Regions from separate parts of the Homo sapiens genome. Here region 2 is linked to region 1. The links are chromatin contacts, found by Hi-C or POLR2A ChIA-PET in ENCODE. All regions are on one chromosome and are shown on one strand. The core of a region is the stretch at or near the end of the contact, and the rest is flanking DNA. Distances in the headings are between cores, read along the strand shown. Region 1 holds the start of SYT7 (synaptotagmin 7). Region 2 holds the start of TMEM258 (transmembrane protein 258).

Region 1 (6,091 bases), core at 1,206-3,705:
TCCGGGGCCTTTAGCTCCCTGGGTCAGTTCCTTCTCTTCTAGAGGCCTTGCCTTCATCACCTGACACTTGCAAGGGGCAGCCTGGGGCATCTCTCAGATGTCCTCTCTGTCAACTCTGAAAAACTTTAGATGCTTAGTAAAGACCTGTTGAGTGGTGGTGATGAGGAATTCTGCTCTCCCTCTCTGGACTTTCAGATTGATGGGTGGAGGGATCTGGAGTGGGGAGATTCCTCAGCAGGGAACCTGTCTGTGTGCCCATCTGTTGTGGGAGGGTGAGGGGTGCCCTATTTGCTCTTTTTTTTTTTGAGACCGGGCTCACTCTGTTGCCCGGGTTGGAGGGCAGTGGTGCAATCATGGCTCACTGCAGCCTCAAACTACTGGGTTTAAGCCATCCTCCCGTCGCAGCCTCCCGAGTAGCTGAGACCCCAGGGGCGCACCACTACACTGGGCTAATTTTTTTTTTCTTTGTAGATATGGGGTCTCACCATGTTGCTCAGGCTGGTCTCAACTCCTGGGCTCAAGTGATCTTCCCGCCCCGTCATCCCAAAGTGCTGGGCTTACAGGTGTGAGCTACCATACCCAGCCCCTGTTTACTCTTTACTAGGGTAATGAGAGAGGCAGCTGGGGTGGGTGGGGGAATGAGCCAAGGTTGCAGACCTTGCAGTCCCAGCCTGTTGGCTTAGCTTTCTGGGGTTTGCCAGGTCCCAAAGCAGAGTGTAGATAACTCCTGGGTTCTTGGCTGTACTTGGGTGAGTGGGGGGAAGACAGCTGTGAGGTGTATGGAATAGGATGGCCCTTCCCCAGAGGGTGAGGGCTGAGATTTCTGGCCACTGAGGAATTGTGGCCTTAACCTACGATGCCTTTTTTCCTTCCATTTTTATGTAGAACATTCATTCCCAGGAAATCTGCTCTCCACTGGAACAGTCTTCATGGAGGTTTGCTGGGGGAACTTCCTTATCTTTTTCTCAACCGGAAAAGCTGTAGGTGGAGGTGAATGTGTATGTGTGTATGTGTGTGTGTGGTGGTTGTTGGGGATAGCCTCCATGTGATTTCAAGGGGATGGGGTCTGTTTGTGTGTGTGTCGGGGAGACTTGAGATAGAGGGTTGTTCCTGGCTGCCTTCCACACTGTGGGCAGGTGGAGGTGTGGCTGGGCATGAGTAGTGCAGTATAAAGCCAGCAAAAGTGGATTTCTCAGGGTGGAAATAATAATCCTTGACTCTAGGAAGCCTGGCTCACCTGCAAACTGCATTCTCAGCACAGGGGAGGGCAGGATGCTGCCACAGACCCAGGGATTTTGCCCTCTTACCTGACCCATCAGTGAAGGGTAGGGGCAGCACCTGTATTGTGGGGAGCGTCAGTGTATGTGTCTCTTTGTGTGGGCAGCATGTCTGTGTGGGTGTGTGTGTGGGGGGCATCATGTCTGTGTGTGTGTGTGTGTGTGTGTATGTAGGTGATTACGTGTGTAGGTGTGTGCAGGGAGGTCTCTGTGCCTACCATACCACTAATGGTTCATTTCTGGGTTTTTCTTATCCTTAGGAGACAGGTCTCTTCTCCTCCCTGCCCCAGAATCAAATCATCCAAATTCTGTAGAGAAATGAGTGTTCACCTGATTTAGACTGTGCTGAGCCGGCAGAGAGGCAGAGGGGACCAAGAGAGGTCCAGGGTTGGAAGGAGAAGGAGGGATTTCCTTCCTACCCTCCGAAGTGCTAGGGTCAAGGAATAGAGGGGAGGATCAGAGGAGGAGCTGCTGCTATAGAGGGATAGCCAGAGGCTGAAAAGTCTATTTTCTTCTTTCGTGGGGCTGGGTTAGGTGAGGAGGGTCACTAGGCCAAACCTCCTACCGAGGGCAGGGATCTTAGCCCTTTCGGCTCCACCTGTGTGCGAGCTTGCAGAAAGACCGGACTGGCGGACCCAGGCTCAGCGCTGCCAAAAATTCCACTCCTGGTTTTTGCACACACCAGTCCGTCTGCCCCGGACCGCCGCGGTGTTGAGTCCGGAGCTGACGCCCTCGAGCCGCCAGCAAGCGGAAAACCCGGAGTGGATCTCCACGCCTTTTGGATCGGAGCCAAAGGGCACCTCGGAGGAGGTGGCCGGCTCTGCGGCCCTGCCCGGTGCCAGGCCGCGGCCATCGGGGGAGCACGGGCTGGGGGTGGGTCGCGCAGCGGAGCCGGATCCCCTGGCCGGACGAGCCCGGCCGTGGGGCTCGGCGGCCCTCCCCGCGGGGACTGCGAGGCGGGCGGGGCGCGGGGCGGCGGCCGTGCCCTCGGGGCGGCTTCGGGCGGCGGCGGGCGCGGGTGCAGTGCGGCGCGCGGCCGGCAGCGGGCGCAGGCGGTGGCTGTGGCCGCGGCGTTCGGCGGCTGGCGGGCGGCGCCGGCGGTGCCCCGGGCGCGCTCACACACGCGCTCACACACACACATACACACGGCCTCGTACACACACACACGCTCCGGCGCGCACACGCGGCGCGCAGGCCGGAGGGAGGCGGCTCGGCGCTGTTCGGCGGCGGCGGCAGCGTGCTCCGCGGGCGGGCGGGAGGGCTGGCGGGCGGCCCCCGCTCCCCGGCTCCGCGGCTAGGTGCAGCCCGCTCGGCCCCCGCCCTCGGACCCGCCCCCGGGGGTCGCCCGGCCCCATGCCCAGCGGCGGCGGCGGAGCAGCGCGCGGCCGCGGGCGGCTCTGAGGAGCCCGGAGGGAACCGGCGACGAGGGGACCATGTACCGGGACCCGGAGGCGGCCAGCCCAGGTAAGCGCGGCCCCGGCGGGCTGGGGCGCCCCGCACCGGCGGGCAGGACAGCGGCAGCGCCGGACGCCGTCTCGGAGCCCCAGCCTGGGGCTGTTGTCCGCCCGGAGCCGCACGGGCTCCCCCAGGGGTCATCCCAGCCCCGGGGGCGCGGGATCGAGCGGCAGCGGCTCGGACCCCGGTCCCCCGCAGTCTGGACACTGCCAGGCTGGATGTCTGGGACCGGCTTCGCAGTGTCCCCACAAGGACCTCTCCCCCACCCCTCAACAGCCCAAGGACAACGTGTGTGGCGGAGCGAGGAGCCGCTGCCCCTGTGGGAGCCGGGCAGTGCCCTCAGAGGCACCCGAGGCTCCCCAGCACCGGTGCCCCGGGGGTGCCAGCGCTGGCGGACCCCAGGGCGAGGATCCCGGCAGCTCTTGGCCAAGGTTGCGGGCACAGGGGAGCGGAGTGGCATCGCAGTGCCAACTGTGAATTGAGAGGGTGCCAGGGGGCAAGTGGGAATCTGGTGCGGCAGCTGGGCAGGGAGGTTCTGGGGGGTGGGGAACTGCAGGGGCGTTGATGGGTGAGACGGGGGTGCCTGAAGGGAAAGAGAGCAGGGGCTCATGAGAATGGGGGTGCCAAGAGAATGTTCTCCTAGGTTTGGGGAGGGGGAAGCAAACAACCCCAAACTCTCTCCCGTCCTGGGGTGGGGGAGGGCCGAACTCCTTTGCCTTCTGCTTCGCCCGCCAGGGGAGTGGCCTGGGAGCCCACTGTCTGCTTGGTATCCTCTAAGCCAAAGCCGAAGAATCTTCCCGTCTTCCTCGGAAATTGCTCTGCCATTTCCTCCTTGGCTCCTGATGCCTCCTCACCCAGTGCCCACCTGTAGGCAGGTCCCCTGCAGCTCCTGCCCAGGCTCCATCCCCGCTCCCACCTGGGGTGCTCCACCCAGTCCCAGCACCCCCAGTCTGCCAGTTCTGGCATCAGGGTCTGTTTCTGGGCTTCTCTCTGATGCTAAAAGCACGACTCCCCAGCCCAGGATGTGCTCCCAAACGAAGAGCCTCCAGGCTCCCTCCTGCCAGCCTCCTGGGGGCGGCGGTGCTGTAGGGAAGGAAGGGCTCTAAGACCCTGCACAGAAGGAGCCTGCAGCCCTGAGGCTCCTGAAGGCAGTCCAGTGGGTGCTGGCTTTGCCCACTGTTGCCCTAGCCCCACATTTGCTCTTTCCCCTCTAGGGGCAGCCTCAGCCTGTCCCTGCCTCCTGAGGAATCGGCTCCCACCCCCCATCGATTCTTTTCAGTCCAGTCGATATTGAGGACGACCCACTGGGCGCCAGGCACTGCCCTCACTCAGCACTTGGATATGAGGGTGAGAGATTCAGTCTCCTTCTCTGGAACCTTGCGCCCTTCTCTGAATGTCCTCTAGGTGAGGGCTGAAGGGGCATTGCCTGTGGAGAGCCCTCCCCTCATCTGTCTGGACCTAGGTCACCTACCCTGGCATCTTCGTCGAAGAGGCCGCCGGCTTCCAGCCCATGGCCCGTGGCAGGAGTATTCTCTTGCTCTGCTCACCTTCTTAGAAGCCAGTAGCTTAGTTCAGAAGCCAGCTCTGGGGTATGAGGATGGAAGGTAGGGAAGAAATAAGGACACTATCCATCCCCTCGCCCACCAGGCTGGCAGCCTCCCCTCTGGCCTGTTAGGCCACTGGCCTGGGGCTGTGCCCTCTCCCCTCTCCCTCCCTCCTCTTTCCTCCCATGCCTGGGCACCATGACATCACCACTCCTCCAAGCACCTCTGCCCTCACCACGGAGGCCAGCTTGACGTGCTTGGCATCTTCTAGGCAAAGGGTCTGGAGTCCAGTACCATCCCTGGTGTGCTGGCAGCCCTCAACTCTTCCCTCACCCCCTCCTTGAATGGGCCTCTCTGGCTGCAGTTGGGACCTGTCTTGCCCACCCCAGTTGCAGCTGCGGGACCCACCAGTGCCTGTGGTAGGGCAGCTGTGACTGGGAAAGGGGCTGGCCTGAGGCTGACTCCTCTCCGGTGTGGGCATTGGGCTGGGTGGGGTCAGACATAGGCTGGAGAGGGCACAGTCTGCCTTTGAGCCTAGTCATCTGGGGTCCTTGAGGAGTCAAAGATCTCATTCTGGCCTCTGCCCTCTGGCATCCCTGCCCACCTTTGTAGGCTCTATAGTTCCAGGTCAGATTTCCCTTCCCCCCAGCTCCCCCAAGGCTCCCTAGACTCAGCTCCCCAAGCCAGGGCTCTGTGTCCCCCATTTCTGCCTCCCCATCTCCCCTTGGCTGGTACTGGTTGGTACTGAGATATGCAAATTGATTTATGTGTAACTCAGGCCACCCCTCCCCTCCCCTCTGGTCTCCCAGGGGCCAGTGCCTTTTATATCCTGATCCTCTCATCCCACTCTCAGGAACACCTGCGGCCCAATCCTTAAAAAAAAAAAAATCTGTCCTCTCCTGCTCCCCTTTGCCTCATGCTGGTTCCAGAAGATCCCTGTGGTACTCCCTCCCTCATCCCACTTACTATGCAGGTCCCTAAGGGCTCAGCTACTGTGAGGACCTTACCTGACAGGTGTGGTTCTCTCCCTACTTGGGCCTCAGGCCCCCAGGCCCTTGGTTCCCTGATCTATTGTGAATGAAGAAAAGGACTGTGGGAAATAATCGGAGTCCAGTGAAGAACCCAGACCAGCCCCCTCCCATGCACACCCAGGCTCCAGCTCCACACTCTGTCCAGCCTCCCTAGACCAGACCTGCAGCCTCCCTTCTGCCCCCTCCCAGACTTCACGGCCTCTTCCTGCCCTCAGCCTTCACCCTCTGGTTCATCCTGAAGTCCCTGTTTCTCTCGGACTGCTTGTCCCCAGGCCAGGCAGGCCCCAGCAGGCCTGCAGGGGTCAGCGTTGCAGTGGGCAGGCAGGACAGCGGCAGGAAAAGAGAGAGGGAGGGAGAGGTGACCTTGCAGTGAGCTGGTAAGCAAGGCCAGAGAGGGAACCACTGGGACAGAGGTTAGGTCCTGAAGGCTGCCTGCCCTGCCCCCAGCCCTCTGTGAGCTTGTCCCTGGGAGTAGTAGTGCTTGAAGCCTTCTTTTGTCCCACCTGTTAGTGGGCTCTGTTCCCTACAGACACTCCACTAGGCAGGTCGTGACTTGGGAGCATGCAGGGCAGGGGGCCTTGGCACAGCGGGCCTCTTCTCTCAAGGTGAAGGATCCACTAGATTGTCCAGGCCAACCCTCCAGTCACTGGGCACAAGTTAGGGGAAGAGGCTGATGGCGGGTGAGGGAGGTGCAGAAGTTAGGGGTGTGGCTGAAAGGGCAGATCAAGGGTATGCCCTGAGGAACACCTGGGTTAGAGGCCAGGGCTGGAGTGTGGGAAGGTCC
Region 2 (6,091 bases), core at 2,934-5,433, 210 kb before region 1:
TATCACTTTCATGTAACAATGGACTTAGTGTCCATTAAACTGCCTGAGAAGTGGTTTGAGCCTGACATATTTTCCTGAGCTAAAAAAGGAAAAGTACCTCTGTGGCCTTCTTGCCATTAAGATCAAGTAAAAAAGGGACTAGCACTACTGAAAAGGGTCACGCTAGAAAAGCCTTAGAATCCTCTCTCCACCCCGTGAAGGTTTCTCTAGCTGTAGCTCTTAAGGGTACAAGACGGCAAATATTCTGGGGTGAAGGAGGTATAATGGGGAAACACATTTATTTTCCCCTTTTAAACTTCCCTGCTGCCCCAGTCTTTGCCTTCTTCTTAGTGGATCCCTTGGGTTCTGGCTCCTTGCGCTTAGCTGAAGAGAGTGAGCCGGTCACCTTGAAGAAATCATCCAGGCGGCCCTGGGTGCTGCCTTGGCGGCTCTTACTCAGCCTCTTGACCCCACTGCGGATTCGCTCCTCAGAGAACTGCTTTTCACCACACATGAACTTGATCAGCTCTTCTTCATTTGGCTCGCTCCACTTCAGCTCCACAGACTCTGGGTCCAGCACCTCAGGTTCCAAGAAGAGCTGGTGAGCCTCCTTGTGGAGCCAATTTTCTGGCACAGGGTACTTGTTGGGGTCAAGTCGCCGCACGATCTCCTCGATGCTCTTGTGCTTCTGGATGAGGTCCACAGCCCGCTTGGGCCCAATACCCCGGATACTCTCACAGTAGTCACTGCCTAGCAGGATGCACAGATCCACAAACTGTTCCTGGTTCAGGCCCAGCTCCTGCAGAATCCGGCTCAGGTGGAATTCCTGGATTGGCAGCTTTTTGGCTTCACTGGCAGTCAGGTGTCGCATTAGCACAGGGCTGCCGAAGGTGAGGCAGTCCATGTCCTCGGTAGCCGCAGCATAGACTTTGCCAGCCTTCACCAGGGCAGCACAGCTGGCCTCTGCCTCACTGGGTGCATCAAGATAAGGGATGCCCATGAGGCTCAGCAGATGTTTGCACTCATCATTGTGCTGCTTAGTGACCTTCACCAGCCGCTTAGTGAATTTTTCCACCTCCTGCTCGGCCCCAGCAGCCTGAGCCTGCTGCAGCTGCTTCTCTGCCTCAGCCCGCCGCTCACTGCGTTTGGCCAGCTCGCCTGACTTGAGCTGTGGCGGCTTGCCATCAAAGACATACACGGGCTTGATGCCGTTCTCCATCATGCGAATGGTGCGGTAGAACATGCCCATCAGGTGGCTGGTGGTCTCACCCTCCTCATTCTGCAGCACATCCCCACCCTGGCGAACAGCAATCAGGAACTGATAAATGCTCATAGAGGCATCAATGGCCACCTTACGGCCAAAGTAGCTCTTGATGTCATTCTCCCGGATGGCACTGGGGGCCACATCAGCAATTAGTTTGGCCAGGCCTTGAATTCCCATGGCAACACAGAGGAGGGATGACTAAAAAAGAAAGGCAAGTCAGAGACGGAGGAAAGGAGAAAGGTTATAACTGGTGTTATCTCACCAACTTCATGCCTTCAACTAAATTCCACACAACAAAAAGGACACCATGTCAGCACTGCTAAAGATAAAAAGATGAACAAGGTCCCCATTCTCAAAAAACTCAGTCTAGCAGGAGAATTTACTCAATAGTAAGGCTCAACGAGTACCAGAAATTGAACCACGTGCTTAGAGAAATAAGATACTGTTGATATTCTAAGGTAGCAGCATTATTTATTACACAAAAAAAACCTGCAACATAGGTCTCCATCAAGGACCACAGAAGGCCAGGATGCTTGGCCTGGCTTGAGGAGTCCAGGGACCATAATGGCAGACCTGAAAGACAGGCAAATACACCAGCTAAACAAACAGATCTGATTTGTTTTGAGTCTCTGGAGAACCCTGACTAATAAGGCAGCCTTGAAAAAGGATTGCAAACATATCTGAATGGAGGTGATGTGGCTTTCTCACAAGCTTCTCTAAACTCTCTTCATCATCGCCTCAGCACATAAGAGTTTCTACTTTTATTATAATGTTGCTAGAGTTTCAAGTCTTTCCCTTTGCGTTTTCTCGCCACCACTCAGTCTGAAATGTTAACTCCATGGCTCCTCCCCAGGTCCTGATTTAGGGGTCTGGCATGCTGTAGTCACTGGGCTCAAAAGAGTATTGCACTTCAGAGTTCAGTGTTTCCCAGATAGCAGTGTTTCCCAAATCACCCTCACGATTTTTGCTACTTCCAACTAAAACCCGTACTTTCATTCACTTAGAATTTTTTTTAAAAAACTAAACTGGAAAACTCATAAGCAATAATATTTGTGTTCTATTAGTTATATTTTAATATGTATTAAATGTATAACTATTAAAAAGGATTTTTAGGGGGTGCAATTTAAAATCATCTTGCCATCCTGGCCAACACGGTGAAACCCTGTCTCTACTAAAAATACAAAAAAAAAAAAAATTAGCTGGGTGTGGTGGTGTGCACCTGTAATCCCAGCTACTCGGGAGGCTGAGGCAGGAGAATCGCTTGAACCCAGGAGGCAGAGAATGCAGTGAGCCGAGATTGTGCCGCTGCACTCCAGCCTAGCAAGAGAGTGAGACTCCGTCTCAAAAAAATAAAAAACTCATCTTGTGCCCACTGTTGGTATGTGTCCAATACTCCAAGAAATATTCTACTGGGGCCAGGCACAGAGGCTCTGGGCAGTAATCCCAGCACTTTGGGAGGCCGTGGTGGGAGGATCACATGAGCCCAGGAGTTCCAGGCTACAGTGAGCTATGATTGTGCCACCACACTCCAGCCTGGGCAACAGAGCAAGACCCTGTCAAGAAAAGAAAAGAAGACAAAAGAAAAGAGAAAGAAGAAACGAAAGACTCCATCAGGCCTTTTCATTGTTCCCACTCTTTCTTCACAGGGTTCTTTCTAGAGCATCAATGACTGTTCAATTCTTCCTTCTAATTCAGTCCAAACACTTCAGCATGGCATCACGATCTTTCATGTTCTGGTTCCCAACCTAACCCTACATTCTGGGATCTCAACAGAAAGCTGGAATAAGGCCCGCCTTTTCCCACTTTTCCTTAGCTGTGCCCTCCTCTCGCCATCCTCTCACGCGTCCTTCCAGGTCCATCCCTGGATTATTAATCAATTAATAATTAATTGACAATGAATTATTCATTTGATTAATATGAATAATTCCCCTGTGAACTGCAGCGGCAAAAGCTCTGGCCTTGAATCTAGGCGCGGCATTTACCATCCGTGTGACATTACCAAGCCACTGAGGTTTATTTTCTCGTCTACAGAAGAAGAACGATTACCATGCCTGTCTCTCAGGGCTGCTGCCAGGGTTAACTGAGACAACAGACAGAAACCTCTAATGTCCCCTCTCCAGGCCTGTTCAACCCTTCGGCTCTTGCCTCAAGCCGGCCGCGCTGCTGGAGTGTGGACTGAGGACCAGACCATGTAGCCCTTGATCCCCTCACGGCGTCCCACAGACAGGTAGGCAGGAAAGGGGCCTAAACAACTCAAGTGTCAGAAATGTTTCTCGTCCAAGGTCTTAGGAAAAATACAACACGACCCCATAAGGTGGAACTTATTACCGCTTTTCTACAATGGAGGAAAGAGAGGCTCGGAGCTTACGCGACTGGCCCAAGGCTCACAGGGGGAAAAGTGGCGGGACCTCTTGACTGCGAATCCCGCGCACTCCAGACCCCGGCTCCCCACGGCCCCCAGCGCCAAGCGGACCCCGTCGCTCCCGGAGGCGCTTCCCATGGGGTCTCACCTGGCCTTTGGGACACGCGGCCTCGGCGGCTAAAGCTTGGTTCGGGGTTGCCCCGGGCAGGCGGTCCTAAGCTCGCTCTCCCTTCTCAGCTTAGCGGCGGGTGGCCTGACGTTCAGCCGCCTTCCAAAGCCCGCGCTCCCGTCACGTGACCTGCTCGCCACGCACAGCCTCTTGGGGCGCGTAGTGCAGGCTGCGTCCCCTCAGACGGCTGCTCTCATGGCAACCAGTCCCTCCAGGGAGAACAGAGTCTCTCAGCGACCCTGGCGTACCCTTCTCCACCGCTTGTCCCCACTCCACCCACACCAGGTCCCCGCAGGCCCCTGCTCCCTCTACACCCGAAATCGCAGGACTACAAGTCCCTCAATGCCACTTGCGCCGGAGGCACTTCCTTTTCCGGTTGTGCTAGGCGCCTGCTCCTGCCGACGTGTTCTTCCGGTGGCGGAGCGGCGGATTAGCCTTCGCGGGGCAAAATGGTGAGAGCGTTGAGGGGAGTTCCAGACGGAGATGCGAGGACCCCTCGGGGTCTGACCCACACCGCGCTTATCTCCTCAGACGCCGGAGATCCAGAGGGCTAGACGCTCCTGGAACCTCCGGCTTGGGCTGAAGGGTGGGGAAGGGGGAAGCCCCTTGCCATGAACTCCTTAGGTTTCTCAGCTCGCGATTTCTAAGGGCGAGAGGCGTGGGGCGAATTTTGAATACCTTCCAGTTTGTATATCTCTGTTATCGGTGGTGTGTTATCTTTATTTGGAAAGTTCTTCTGCCGAACCCGTGCCCATCCTACAATGCCCTGGGCAAATGTTTATTGGTGAAGCACTTCCAACTCTCAGGCACTTGGCCAGACTTTCCTAGGAGCGCCCACAGCCTCTGTACAGATCTCTGGCCACGTTCCATGGACTTCTTTGTTTTCGGCCACGCCTCCTAGTGACCACCGTCTGACGCGCATCTAGCTCTGGGATGATGTCTATTCATCTTTGTATTCTCAGTGCCAAACAGAGGGCCCGTAATTGGAAGCTCAATAAATGGCAGTGATTGTCTTTATCATTTTGGGGGAAGGGGGCCGTGATTGTTTACTGAATTGAATTCCAGTGTCTCAGAACAATGGGGGCAGTTTACTTCTCTAGAGTTGTTATGTTCTGGATTTTAGAAGCATTGGCTGACCGGTGACAATGAAGTTAACATTTGTACAGATCTTTACGTTTACAGCCCTCTTTCATAAAAGACATTATCTCATCATCTTCCCTACAGCCTTAGGAAGGAAGCAAATACCTGTTGAGCAAAATACTCCCTGCTAGGCACTAGATGCTTTGATTCATCATCTTTCTTATTTTTCAGTTCTGTGAAATAGATATTACAGTCGCTTTACTCAGACTCAGATTACTCAGAACCAGAACTTGAATGTCTTGACCATAGCTCACAAGATTCCATAATAGCATAGGTAGTGAGGAAAATACTGAATTAGAAATTGAGGGCCAGGCGCGGTGGTTCACTCCTGTAATCCCAGCACTTTGGGAGGCTGAGGCGAGCGGATCAGGAGGTCAGAAGTTCAAGACCAGCCTGGCCAGCAAGGTGAAACCCTGTCTCTCCTAAAAATACAAAAAATTAGCCGGGCATGGTGGTTCACGCCTGTAATCCCAGCTGCTCGGGAGGCTGAGGCAGGATAATCACTTGAACCCAGAAGGCGGAGCTTGCAGTGAGCCGAGTTGGCACCACTGCACTCCAGGCACTCCAGCCTGGGCGATAGAGCAAGACTGTCTGGAAAAAAAAAAAAATTGAGCCTGGGCGCGGCAACTCACACCTGTAATCTCAGTACTTTGGGAGGCCGAGGCAGGCAGATCACCTGAGGTCAGGAATTCAAGACCATCCTGGCCAGCATGGCAAAACCCCATCTCTACTAAAAATACAAAAATTAGATGTGGTGGTGCGCACCTGTAATCCTATAGTCCCAGCTACTCGAGAGGCTGAGGTATGAGAATCTCTAGAACCCGGGAGGCAGAGGTTGCAGTGAGCCGAGATCGTGCCACTGCCCTCCAGCCCGGGCGACAGAGTGAGACGCCGTCCAAAAAATGAGACTCCGTCAAAAAAAAAAGATATTGAGATCTGGGTACCACCAGTCAGTGACTTATAGCGGGGGTTCTCAGCTTGGTGTCTATAGACACTGGTCCACAAAGCTCCGGAAATTGTAGGCAAACTTTTTCTTGTATGTGGTTTTTCTCAGGCAGAGAGTTCGTACCTTTAGTCACGTTTTCATAGTGGTCAGATTATTGGCCTCAGAAAATGCTAATAAGGGCCATTGATCTGCAGCTACATTTCCGGGCTAAAATCAGCCTCTGTTTCACGG

Evidence for each region. A loop is a pair of places that touch in the nucleus more often than their neighbours do. ChIA-PET counts read pairs that join two places held with the same protein, here RNA polymerase II (POLR2A). Pooled maps may share reads with other maps.
Region 2: a loop to region 1 is called in a map of CD8-positive, alpha-beta T cell, with 4 times the contacts of the local background. The contact joins the promoter of TMEM258 here to the promoter of SYT7 in region 1. A Hi-C loop is called at or near these places in 2 of 168 maps with a recorded cell type or tissue (both CD8-positive, alpha-beta T cell) and 8 of 50 pooled maps. POLR2A ChIA-PET finds 5 or more read pairs at or near these places in 1 of 52 experiments (T-cell).

Annotation. Positions count from the first base shown.
Region 1 is chr11:61,577,440-61,583,530 of GRCh38, reverse strand. It overlaps SYT7 (synaptotagmin 7), which reads left to right and starts at 2,455. Exons shown (of 13, transcript NM_001365809.2): 1 at 2,455-2,741. The coding sequence starts at 2,711. It overlaps LOC105369331 (a long non-coding RNA gene), which reads left to right. Exons shown (of 5, transcript XR_950166.3): 4 at 886-935; 5 at 1,538-2,125. RefSeq lists silencers at 2,005-2,164, 2,175-2,324, 2,345-2,434.
Region 2 is chr11:61,790,691-61,796,781 of GRCh38, reverse strand. It overlaps TMEM258 (transmembrane protein 258), which reads left to right and starts at 4,183. Exons shown (of 4, transcript NM_014206.4): 1 at 4,183-4,226. The coding sequence starts at 4,224. FEN1 (flap structure-specific endonuclease 1) reads right to left here and starts at 3,871. Exons shown (of 2, transcript NM_004111.6): 1 at 3,754-3,871; 2 at 1-1,441. The coding sequence starts at 1,420. The coding sequence ends at 278. MIR611 (microRNA 611) reads left to right here and starts at 4,221; the gene lies at 4,221-4,287. RefSeq lists enhancers at 936-1,436, 2,982-3,957, 3,871-4,165, 3,958-4,935.